Regions from separate parts of the Mus musculus genome. Here region 1 is linked to region 2. A link is a contact called in ENCODE Hi-C or POLR2A ChIA-PET data. All regions are on one chromosome and are shown on one strand. Each heading gives the region's core, a stretch centred on a gene start or an enhancer-like site at or near the end of the contact. The rest is flanking DNA. Distances are from core to core; before and after follow the strand shown.

What was found. Hi-C counts contacts between places; a loop is a spot of excess contacts on that map. ChIA-PET counts read pairs that join two places held with the same protein, here RNA polymerase II (POLR2A).
Region 1: a loop to region 2 is called in a map of v-Abl transformed pro-B cells, with 1.8 times the contacts of the local background. The contact joins the promoter of E030007A22Rik here to the promoter of Card19 in region 2. A Hi-C loop is called at or near these places in 2 of 37 maps with a recorded cell type or tissue (T-helper 1 cell and v-Abl transformed pro-B cells). POLR2A ChIA-PET finds 5 or more read pairs at or near these places in 1 of 5 experiments (Patski).

Annotation. Positions count from the first base shown.
Region 1 is chr13:49,254,647-49,260,247 of GRCm38, forward strand. E030007A22Rik (a long non-coding RNA gene) reads left to right here and starts at 3,451. Exons shown (of 2, transcript XR_003950519.1): 1 at 3,451-4,518.
Region 2 is chr13:49,214,718-49,219,841 of GRCm38, forward strand. It overlaps Card19 (caspase recruitment domain family, member 19), which reads right to left and starts at 1,309. Exons shown (of 6, transcript NM_026738.2): 1 at 1,220-1,309. The coding sequence starts at 1,226.

The sequences.
Region 1 (5,601 bases), core at 2,201-4,700, 42 kb after region 2:
AAAGTAGTTAAGAAATCACACAGCAGAAAGGGAGGGGCTTATTTCAACTCTGCCTCCTGAATAGTAGAATTTAAGGTATCACCTCGGCACTGTTAACACTGTCATTAAGTCTCTAACATGTTGTTCTGTCATGGTGACAAAACACCCTGACCAGGGCAACTTACAAAAGGAAGCGTCTCCTTGGGCTTGTAGTTGAGTCCATGATGGTGGTGCAAAGGCAGAAGTGGCAGCAGCAACTGAGAGCTCACATCTTGATCCACGAGCAGGAGAGGGACAATGGGAATAGGAATGTCTTTAGAAATCTCCAAGTGCCATACTTCCAGCAGCAAGGCTACATCCACACCACCTCTTGGCCTGAGGAGATGCACTGTTAGGAGGTGTTGCCTTGTTGGAAGAAGTGTGTCATTGTGGGGCTGGACTTTGAGAGAGCTTCCTTCTAGCTGCCTCAGGATGTCAGTATTCTCCTGTTTGCTTTTGGAACAATAAGTGGAACTCTCAGCTCCTTCTCCAGGGCCACATCTACCTGGATGCTGCCATGCTCCCCACACGGTGATAATGGACTGAACCTCTGAACCTATAAGCCAGCCCCAGTTAAATGTTGTCCTTTGTAACAATTGCTTTGGTTTCTGTGTCTCTTCACAGCAATGGAAACCCTAACTAAGGCACTTCTTAATCCTCCACAAGCAGCCACCAACTGGGGACTAAATATTCACATACCAGAGACTTATGCAGAACCTCTAGTTCAAGCCACATTAAAGCCGTGCGTAGCTCTAGGATTCTCTAAAGCGCTTGTATTAGTGCATTTTGCTTTGCTCTAAAGAAGCACACAAATCGCCAGGCAGTGGTGGGGCACGCCTTTAATCCCAGCACTTGGGAGGCAGAGGCAGGTAAATTTCTGAGTTCGAGGCCAGCCTGGTCTACAGAGTGAGTTGCAGGACAGCCAGGGCTATACAGAAAAACCCTGTCTTGAAAAAACAAACAAACAAACAAACAAACAAAAAAAGAAGCACACAAAGCAGGTGAATTTCACAAAGAAGGGAGGTTCACTCCACTCTCTATTCTGGAGGTTCAAGGATGTGACATCAGCATCAGCTCAGCTCTGAGAGAGACTGACAGTAAGTGTGTTCATGGGAGGAGGTCACGTCTGACTAGGATCTCACACTTTTTTCCAAGGACCTCCGAGACACCCAGGACCTCCTGCTATGATCTACCTCTTAAAGGTCTCACCTCTATCATCATACTAAGGACTGGACCTTCAATAAGTGAACTTTTGGGGCAGTTAACGATTTCCACATTATAGCATCCCTCAAAACTCTCCTAGCCTCCAACGATATCCAACTCCCAAGCTACCTACACACTCTCCAGCACCTGTGACAGCAACCTCCCCCCCACAAACCCCCCCTTCCTTCCCCACCCCTACATGTGTACCTATCACACAATCAGCAGCAGCCTTTTGTAACCCTTCTGTGCAGGGTACCAAACTTGACAAGCCTAGGCTCACAGGTGCTTACTCTCTGCACTCAGAACAGTGGTTCTTAACCTTCCTAACTCTGTGACCCTCATGCAGTGCCTCACGCTGTCGTTACCCCAATCACAACGTTATGTTGCTGCTACCTCATAGGTGGAAATCATAATGTAAACATCTGTGCTTTATGATGGTCTTAGGTGACCCCTCCGATCGAGTCGTTTGACTTGCAAAGGCGTCGTGACCGATAGATTGACAACTGCCAACTTAGAGCTACCAGTCTAAAACAGAGGTTTCTGCTTGGTCACACTCTGAAGACTTTGGGGAATGGTTCTACCTGGGTCTCCCCAGTTTCTGTTGATCCTGAAAACCCTCACTGTGATACAGCCCAGCCGTTCATGCATGCCTGTCTCAGGCTCATACAGTGGGACCTGCATCTCTCGAGGTATCCTTCCTCAGTTCCTCCTTTAGACCTTCAGCCTTTTGCCTCTGACCCTGAGGCCCTGACAGCTATGATGGTCCATTGTCCCTATTATTGACTAGATAAAGAGTCACCATTGAGACCCCTCTGAATGTGTCTGTGCAGGAGTTTTCAGAACAGGAAAGACCCACCCCAAGTGAGAAAAACACCAGCCCAAGGCCTGGGATGCTGAACTCAATGAAAAGAAGAATGTGGCCTGAGCACCAACATTCATCACTGCTGCCATGACTTCCCTGCTCTGACAGGCCATACCCTCAGATCCTGTGTCAAAGCAAACCCTTCCTCTTTTTAAGTTGCCTTAGTCATTCCTTTGTCTCAAAAGTGAAAGAAGACACAAATGGAACTCAAGCCCCTGGCCCTCAGCCCTATGTCATCTTCAGGTGAGCCCAGCTAGTGTTTCAGGAGACTCACCTCAGCAGCACTGTGGGCCCCAGCAAAGATACAGGTCCCAAATGCTCTTTTTCCTGCTGGTCCCATGAGATATGCTAGGATTTGGGCTCTGTAATAAACTTCGTCTTTTTGCCACTTTGGTCAAAGTATCCCCACGTGTCCTGGATCTCGCTGAAGCCCCTCACAAATCACAGCAATGACCTCATCTGAGGTTCTGGGATGACAGGGATCAGGGGCACCATCAATACTTTACACAATACACCCTGTATCAGCATTTGTCCTCATTGTCTTGCTTGTCACCTCCCTTGACTGCAGTCCAAATAAATTCCTTGAGCCTGAACCTGTGTTGCAGAGTCTGTTCCAGAGAGCAGCAGGGTCATCCTCTGTGAGAGGGAAAAGACAGACGCTGCGTCCAGTGAGACTCTGCGAAGACAGAGGACTCAGTGTCACACGTCATCTTGCTCCCTAAGAGGTGGGCTGCTTTGAGATGAAAAGCTGTCTCCCCTAGAAATGGATGGGCTTTGCTGCTGTTAGTAGTTTTCCTATTGTCCTTTGGAGATAGGACTTGCTTTTCTTCAAAAGGGGCAATGATTTACATCTTTGAGTTTTGATAAAGAAAGGGAAAGCCAGGCTCCCTTTTGGATTGGAGACTCTTGAAGAAAGGGGGTGTTGTATTTGTATGGGTTGTCAGGGCCCTGAAAACTGAGCTTCCTGTAGGGCAGGTATGGCTCTGGCAGGATAGAAAGGGTCTCATATTTCACCGGAGTGCTGTGAGCCTGGTTTGTGAATGCAGGAAATGTGAGCAAGACAAGAGATTCTAACAGACATTGCTGGTCCCTGTCGGCAGCTGCTGTGTGGGACAGGTCAGTTCTTTGTAGAAGGTCTGATCTAATAGGAAATCAATGTTCTGATGTCTCTTCCTGAGGCGAAATCAGAAATCAGCCTCCATGAGAACATCTTCCTTCTGGTTCCAAAAAGGTCTAAACTTTTGGGTAGCTTGCTCCTCTCATGGTCATAGGACCCTCCATCTTGAGTCACATGGCCACTCTGAGCCAATCCCTGGGATTGAAGGAACTGGGTTCTTGCTACTCCTACCCATGTAATGGATGAAGAGCAGAGCACCTACTTCTTAGCATACCTTTCACTTTCACTTTCCCAGAACTCAGGGGTGCAGCCCCCATTTCTTCTCTGAGATGATCCATGTTCCTGAGACCTGTTCGGACAGTCTCCTGTTGTCCCACATCACCTGGTGGCACAGTCTCTTGTTGTCCTGCATCTTGCCCCAGCTGGTCAAAGATGGCAGAGTCCAATCCCTAGCCAGCATATCTTGGCTTGGCAAGCAGGGAAATAAAGCACAGAGAGAACAAAGATGGCAGACAAGGTGGGTACCATCCTGAGACATCTGGGGATGCTCCTACCGAAGGCAACATCTGGGTATGTGCTTCCTATGGCCCAGCAGGGAGAAGTGTTTAGGTCCTTCAGCTCCAAAAGCAAACTGGTAGGTTGGGAGGTGACCCAGTGTTGCTGTGGGACCATACCATTGGTGGCTAAGAGGTAGTTTTCCTGGGGATTGCAGGAGGGTGCCAGAGCTCCTACCTGAGAGCAGGCACCCAACTCAGACATTCATGGGCTGGGCAGGCTAAAGAAGCTTGGCGTTAGTGGTCTGGAATGTGTAGAATGTTGGTGGAGGCTGCTGCTTTCTCAAAGTCTGTCTGCCCTGATCTGGCTGCATCCCACCTGTCTCACCCAGACCTGTAGCTCTGGAATTCTGACACCCAGCAACCAGAGGTGGAGCTCCGGTCTGGGAGAGGGAACCTGTGGTCTGGGTGGGTTCTCTCTCTCTCTCTCTCTCTCTCTCTCTCTCTCTCTCTCTCTCTCTCTCTCTCCTCACCAGGAATGTTCTACCTATAATGATGGATGACCATGGGAGAAGAGTTGTGGGCTGGCAGCTATCCACTGTTGGAGGACTGTCTGGAAATACTGAAAAGGGTGGACAGGCTTAGACCCCACCCATGGACAGCTGGCCTCACCCATGCCTGTGCAGAACTCTGCAAGGAAGGCAGTTCCAGGTAGCCACTGAACGATCTAGTCATGGGATCACTGCGCAGGCAGCAGCCTCTATGACTCCTGGTTGGGCACAGACTTTTCCTTGCCGTACCCCTGAGATCTACCTAATACAAAGGTGAGCACCTCTGTTTCCTGGGCACCCAATACATGTACAAGTTGCTAAAAGGCATCAAGAGAGGTCTTGGAGTAATTGGTGCTTAATGCCAAACCCCAAAGATTATACAGGTGGCAGAGAGGGTTGGTGGCCAGCTGTCTCTGAAGCTGATCTCTCTTCCCTGGGACTGTGGGGGATGAAGCCAGTGCTGGGGCACAGTGGGGATGGTGTGCCAGGTGAGGCGGTCCGTGGGCTGAGTGCTAACATAGCAGCTGGGTTTTTCCCTGTGTGGGACCCTCCTCTCCTGGTTTTACACCATTTCCCATGCACTTGGATATAAAAGTCTTTTGTGATGTTGTCCTTTACTGTCGTCTTGACAGGATTTGCAGTCACCAAGACAAACGTGCTCACACCTATGAGAGTATTTCCAGAGAGGGTTAATTAGCAGAGAGGGCACCATCTCAGGGCTTGGGGTCCTGGACTGAATAAAAAGGGAAAATGGAGCTGAGCTAGCAGCAGCATTTCTCACCCCCTGCTGCCTGACTGGATACAAAGTGACCAGCTGCCTCAAGCTCGTGCCTTCTCCCCCCAAGTCCTGTGAAGGACCATAACCTCACACCTGTAAAATCCCTTCCATCCATGTTTTTCTTTTTGTCAGAACAAAGAAAAAAGTAACCAATACAGAAAATTGGTACCTGGGAGTAGGGCTGGAGTAAACCTGACCAGGCTGTTCTTAGACCTTTGGAATGGGGTGGGCAAGAGGAAAGCCCTAGAGTTCTCGGTGAAAATAGAGACTAATGGGCCATGAGAGAAACCGAGGAGGGCCTGGCTCATGAGGTCTCCAGAGAGTTAAGGACTTTCTTTATGGGCAACCAGCCTATGTGTGTGACATTCTGGCAAAGAATCTCATCTTCAACCATGCTTTGTCCATGTCCCAAAAGCCTGAGTGAGGCTGAACTCAAAGGTAATAGGCTAACTGGTTTGGTGGAGGATACTTCAAGACAGAATAGCAGGCAGCCCGTGGCTCGGCCACTGTTGGCTCTTCTCAGAAACGGGAGCAGCAAGCTATGAAGAGTGCAGCTCAGCGAGTAAGGGTGTGTAAAG
Region 2 (5,124 bases), core at 59-2,558:
ATTATTGCCACAATCAAGGCCTGCCTGTGTCCTTCCAGCTAAAAGTTCTCCACCCCCACAACTACCTGTTCTCCTGGAGGTGGGATGTCTCATTTTCCATGGGTATCCTGTCTCTACAATGGGCCCTTGGAGGCCAGCACAGGCGAGATCTGTCCCACACATCCTGATGAACTTACTAGAGGATCTGGGAAACCAGAGGCTGAGGCCAAGGCTCCCATTCTGCTCCTACCACTGACCAGCAGGGTGGTCTGGGGGCACTTACCCAACCTGAGATTTTATCTTCCCATTCCTACACAGACATGAGAATATTCCTTCTGCCCCCAAATGGCTATTCTGAACAAGAGTGTATATTAGGGGCTCTACACATAATGCTCAGAAATTGCAGCTCCAAACAAGAAGGGCCTGGAAGATGGGGTCTCCTCTAACCTGTTCTAGAAGTCACCAGGTTGCAACCTATGAGGTCTTATTTTTGTGCATGCCCAACGCTGACTCCAGTTTAGAGACCCCTGGGATTTCTGGGGTTACCTCATCTCTCTGGGCTATCCCAGGTGAACTCTGCCATATGAAGTACAAGAGACTCCCAGAAAAAAAGTGCATCTGGTAGCTATCACGTTCCCTAGGCTCTAAGGCAGCAGGGGTCCCTCGCTGACTCATCCTCTCATCGGATCTTTTACCGAGAGAACTTAGCACAGCAATGTCACTGTGTCCCTCTGGGATCAGGAATAAAGTGGGTGAGTCCCCAGAGCAAAAGGGTTGGGCTGGGGCAACCAAGCCATCCTGGAGAAGAGGGATCCAGTTGTTGGGTCCGAATTCTCTAGACCCATCTAGAGCGGGAAACACGGGCGTCTCCCTGGTACTACAAGCTACCCAGGTTTGCAGCGCCGGTCCCGCCTCCAAGGGGGTTGTGTGCAAGCGGCGCTCTAAAGTCTCAGCAGACTGGCGAGGAGCACCATTTCCCTCTCTCAGATCCATCCCGTCCCGGGACACCGCCCGTTCCGCAGGCGCAGCCGGTGCAGTGCACCGGGAGAGCGCTCACCTGCTGCTCTTCCTCCTCGACCCGCGACGGCCCCCCACTCAGCACCCGAGACCCCTGGCGCCCCCGGCCCGTCGCGCAGAGCCCGGGACACCCCGCCGCCGCGCGCCTCTTACGCCCGCGTCGCCGGCGCCAGCTGACGCCAAGGTCACACGGCTCCCGTCGCCCTCCTGGACCCGCGCCCACCTGTCATGGCGGAGGACACGGCGCCGCCCCGTCGTCCTCGGCTGTCCGCCGCCCGGCGCGAGGGCTCCGGTGACCGCCGCCCGCAGGCCTGGCCCTAAGCCCCGCCTCTTCCCTATAGGTCCCGCCCAGCGACGACATCTTAGCCCCCAAGCCCCTCCCTCCGATTAGCCACGCCCCTTTCTGTACTTCGCACTGGAGACGCGTCAGCCGTGGGGCGGCTCGGGCTCTAAACAACTTCCCTAACTCTATACTACGCGCAGCAGAGAGCTCGGCCCCTGAGGAGCTTCTCCTGTAGCGACGCCGGGAGTCCCGCTCCAGCTAGCATAAGTGACCTAGCGGAGAAACTCAGTACCCAAGTCCTTGTCTGGACCAGAGAACTCAAGCCACGTCCCGGCTCAAGGCTCGCCCCATTCACAGCCTCTCCAATAGCTACCCGGGTCGGCGTCCCTTCGCCTATGCCCTGCCCCTCCTCCCGGTCTTGTGCCTGCTTTTTGCGGAGGTTAGGAGGTTATTGTGAACTTCTCAGTTCAATTTTCTGCTGCTACGCTCTGGCCACCCCACTCCCATCTCCTGGATGAAGAAACCGAGTCTTAAAAGAGACGAGAATTACCCAAGGTCACATAGGAGGTCAAGTCTGGCATAAAAGGCTGGTGGGAGTTCATTGGCAACCAGGGACCGAACGGAAGTCCACAGGGCCTCGACCGGACAGTGATGAATTGAGACTTAACAGAGAACTTAGTGGGTCCTCGTTCTACCAAGTCCCCCATTTACACAGAGGACAAATGGCTGGCATTGCCGCCTAGTTAAGGAAGTCATGTAGTCTGACCGAGCCTCAATTTTCCTAACTGTAAAATGTGTGGCCTCAGGTGATAAATCTTTCTGCCTCCCAACTTGTTTCCCTTCTGTTGTACATAGGCCTGGCTCTTCAAGCTCTGGTACCAACCACAGGAAGGCCCCAAGCCCAGGCCCAGCTAGGAAATGGAGATCTGCGAGGGTCGGGGAGGCAGGACCCTCACAGCCAGCAATGGCAGCAGGCACCAGATTTTGCTTCTCCGCTGGTGCGGCTAGTCTGGCACACTTTAGAGCTGTAACTTGAGATATTGGAACCAGACCAGGACCAAGACCAGGAATGGAGGCCCCAGGTCTGGATGCACTTCCCGGACAGTCCAGGAACCCCCTGGGTCCCTGAGCCCTCCGTGTCTGTCTCTGTCCTCCCCAGTGCTGCAACCTCTCATCTTGGGAGTGAGAGGCTCGAAAGGAATCTGGAGATTGACTTACAAGGTCACTTAGAGCTCCAAACTCTTGGACCCAGTGGTATTGATCAATACATTCCTGCCCCTTGCTAAAAACTGCAGAAAGCGAGGTTTGCTCAGGTTCCCCACCGGCCAGGCAAATGCAGAGTCAGCAGGCAGCTGTCCTCAGCACTAATCTGTGCCTGCAGAGGGGACAGACAGCATGGACAGACTTTGTTCCAGAGCAGGGTATAGGTACTATGTACCTGACCTACATGTGTGCCTGGGCCAGTCTGGGCTAGATCCAAGGGCTACATCTTGCAGGAACCCTGCACAGACCCCATTGGGACCATTCTGAAGGGCTCCAATTATTGCACACCCATCACTGTGTTCTAGCAGTGGGGTGAGACTGAGGACTTCCTGAATCATGCATTTTTAGGCATCCCTTGCCAGACTCCTCATCAGGAAGGCCAGCATTCCACCTTTGTATCTTCCTCTGAACCTGAGGACCTTACTTGGTCCCATGAGAGAAACTGAGGCCCTCACCCCCTTTAGCAGTCTGAGGTAGCCTCCCAACTGCAGGCTACCTGCTTCTTGGCACTCCAGAGTCTGTGCAACATTTGATCCAAGGACAACACTCAAGTTCACAGAGATTCTACATCCTAGACCATATAGGAGTCCCCTTCCCCCTACCTCAAGCCTGCAGGGAGAGAAGACCTTAGTCTGAGACAGGACAGCTACAGGGACACACGGGGCTACAAAACACACCCAATGTCCACTCCAGGATCTACAAGAGATGCAAGGTAGACCCCAGATCTAGGGATAGGCCCTGGGTATTCCTCCTCTTCCCTAAGGGGCACAGGTTGCTGCTTGCCTGCTGGCAGGACCTGTTGACATTTGAATGTGGAAAGGCCAGCTGATGTTGGACCCCACCTCCTGCAAAGCAGCTGGGAGCCTTCACTGGCATAGACAATTGAGCTGGTCAGAAGTCACAGCCTGTTGGACCAGTACTTATGACCATTGTAGTAAAGGGAAAGAATAAAAGCTAGGCTCAGAAGATAACCTGGCTCTATTTTGAATATAGTAAAAGCAGTATGGGGTTTATAGCCAAGGAATAGGTGTGTGGAGGCCTGGCAGATACAAAACTGAGAGACTTAGTTGGTGGAGTGCTTACTTGCTCGCCTAACGTATATGAAGCTCTGGGTTAGATAGAACTCCAACACCAAATAAACTAGTCATGGCAGCACAAACCTGTGATCCAAGTATTCAGGAGGCAGAGGCAGGTAGAGGAGAAATTCAAAGTTTTCCTTGGCTACATTGTTTAAGGTTAGCTGGGAGAGATGAGACTGTATCACAAAATAAAAAGGAAGGCAACATCTAGAGTGATGGGACTGGGGAGATAAGTCTGCCTGCTCCACAAGTCTTGAAGAACTGAGTTCAAATCCACCGTACCCATATAAAAATCCGAACTGCAAATTCTGGTCTCTACACGCACCAGCCACATCTTGTGCACACTCAAGTATGCACACACACAAACACACAAAGTGTAAGGGAGATTCTGGCTAGCCTAACTGTGAGGGTTTGAGTTTCACGGCTCAAACACATTCGGTTTAATCCACAAATGAGGTGTGACCAGGTTAGACTGACAGGAGGTGATTAAGGCTCTGCCCTCACCAATGGATTCATCCATCTGTGAACTAATGGATTAGGGGATTAGTGGGGTATGAGGAATGGCTTTGTAATGAAGGAAAGCTTACTGCTTCTCACTATGTCCTCCACTGAGCTGTCCAGCAGAAAGACCCTTGTCAGATGTCTTGAAGACACTGGCTCCATGCTCCCAATATGTAAACTAAGCTACCCAGACATGAACACCAGCTATCTCATCTGCGGTAAACAGTTACAGCCAGAGAAAGCAGGCTGAGACGGTGACCTCCCGTAGTCTTGCTGAGGGCAGGCCAAGGTGGTCAGACGCATAGGAAGACAGTGTGGAGGAGGAACTCCATCCTATATAGAGGGAGGGTGGTAATCTCACACAGGGGGGCGTTTGTTCAATCTAAACTTAACAAGGAGATGTAGTTAGCCTAGGAACCCAACTAAAGTTTGGTCAAGCAAGAGTCAGTGTCAAGATCTCATCCTGGCAGTCCCATTCTGTAACCATGACAAATATCAGAAAATAAGCATGATCCCAGAACTCGGAGAGCTGGGGCAGGAAGAGTGATTTTGAGGAGAGTCTGCTGTATGAGAGCAAGAAACTTTAAAAGTTGCACAGAGACGCTCATTCTCTTTAGGGTAATTTGTACCAGAAAAGTGAAGCCAGCCCCACTTTTCACCACCCCCTCCTTATACCTAGCCCCTTCCGTGCCCCTTCCTCATCTGTTAGCTCTCTCTTCCAGATATCCAGCCCATTTCCCACCTCTGTGGTCGCCGTTTCATTTCTAACCTGGATGGTGGCAGCTACTTCCTCACTGGCTTCTTTTCCTCTCCTGTCCCCACAGCTGCACTTTACATGGCAGCCACAGGAGCTATGACTGTAAGGTGGACTGCTACCTGGGGGTTATGTCCTTCCTGTTTCTCCAGTGGTTCCTGTCTTTTCCAGGCCTTCGTGCGTCTGGGCTTCCTTCCCATACTGTTCCTCTGAGATCCCCACTGAACGTCCTCTCTACTGTGGGCTTG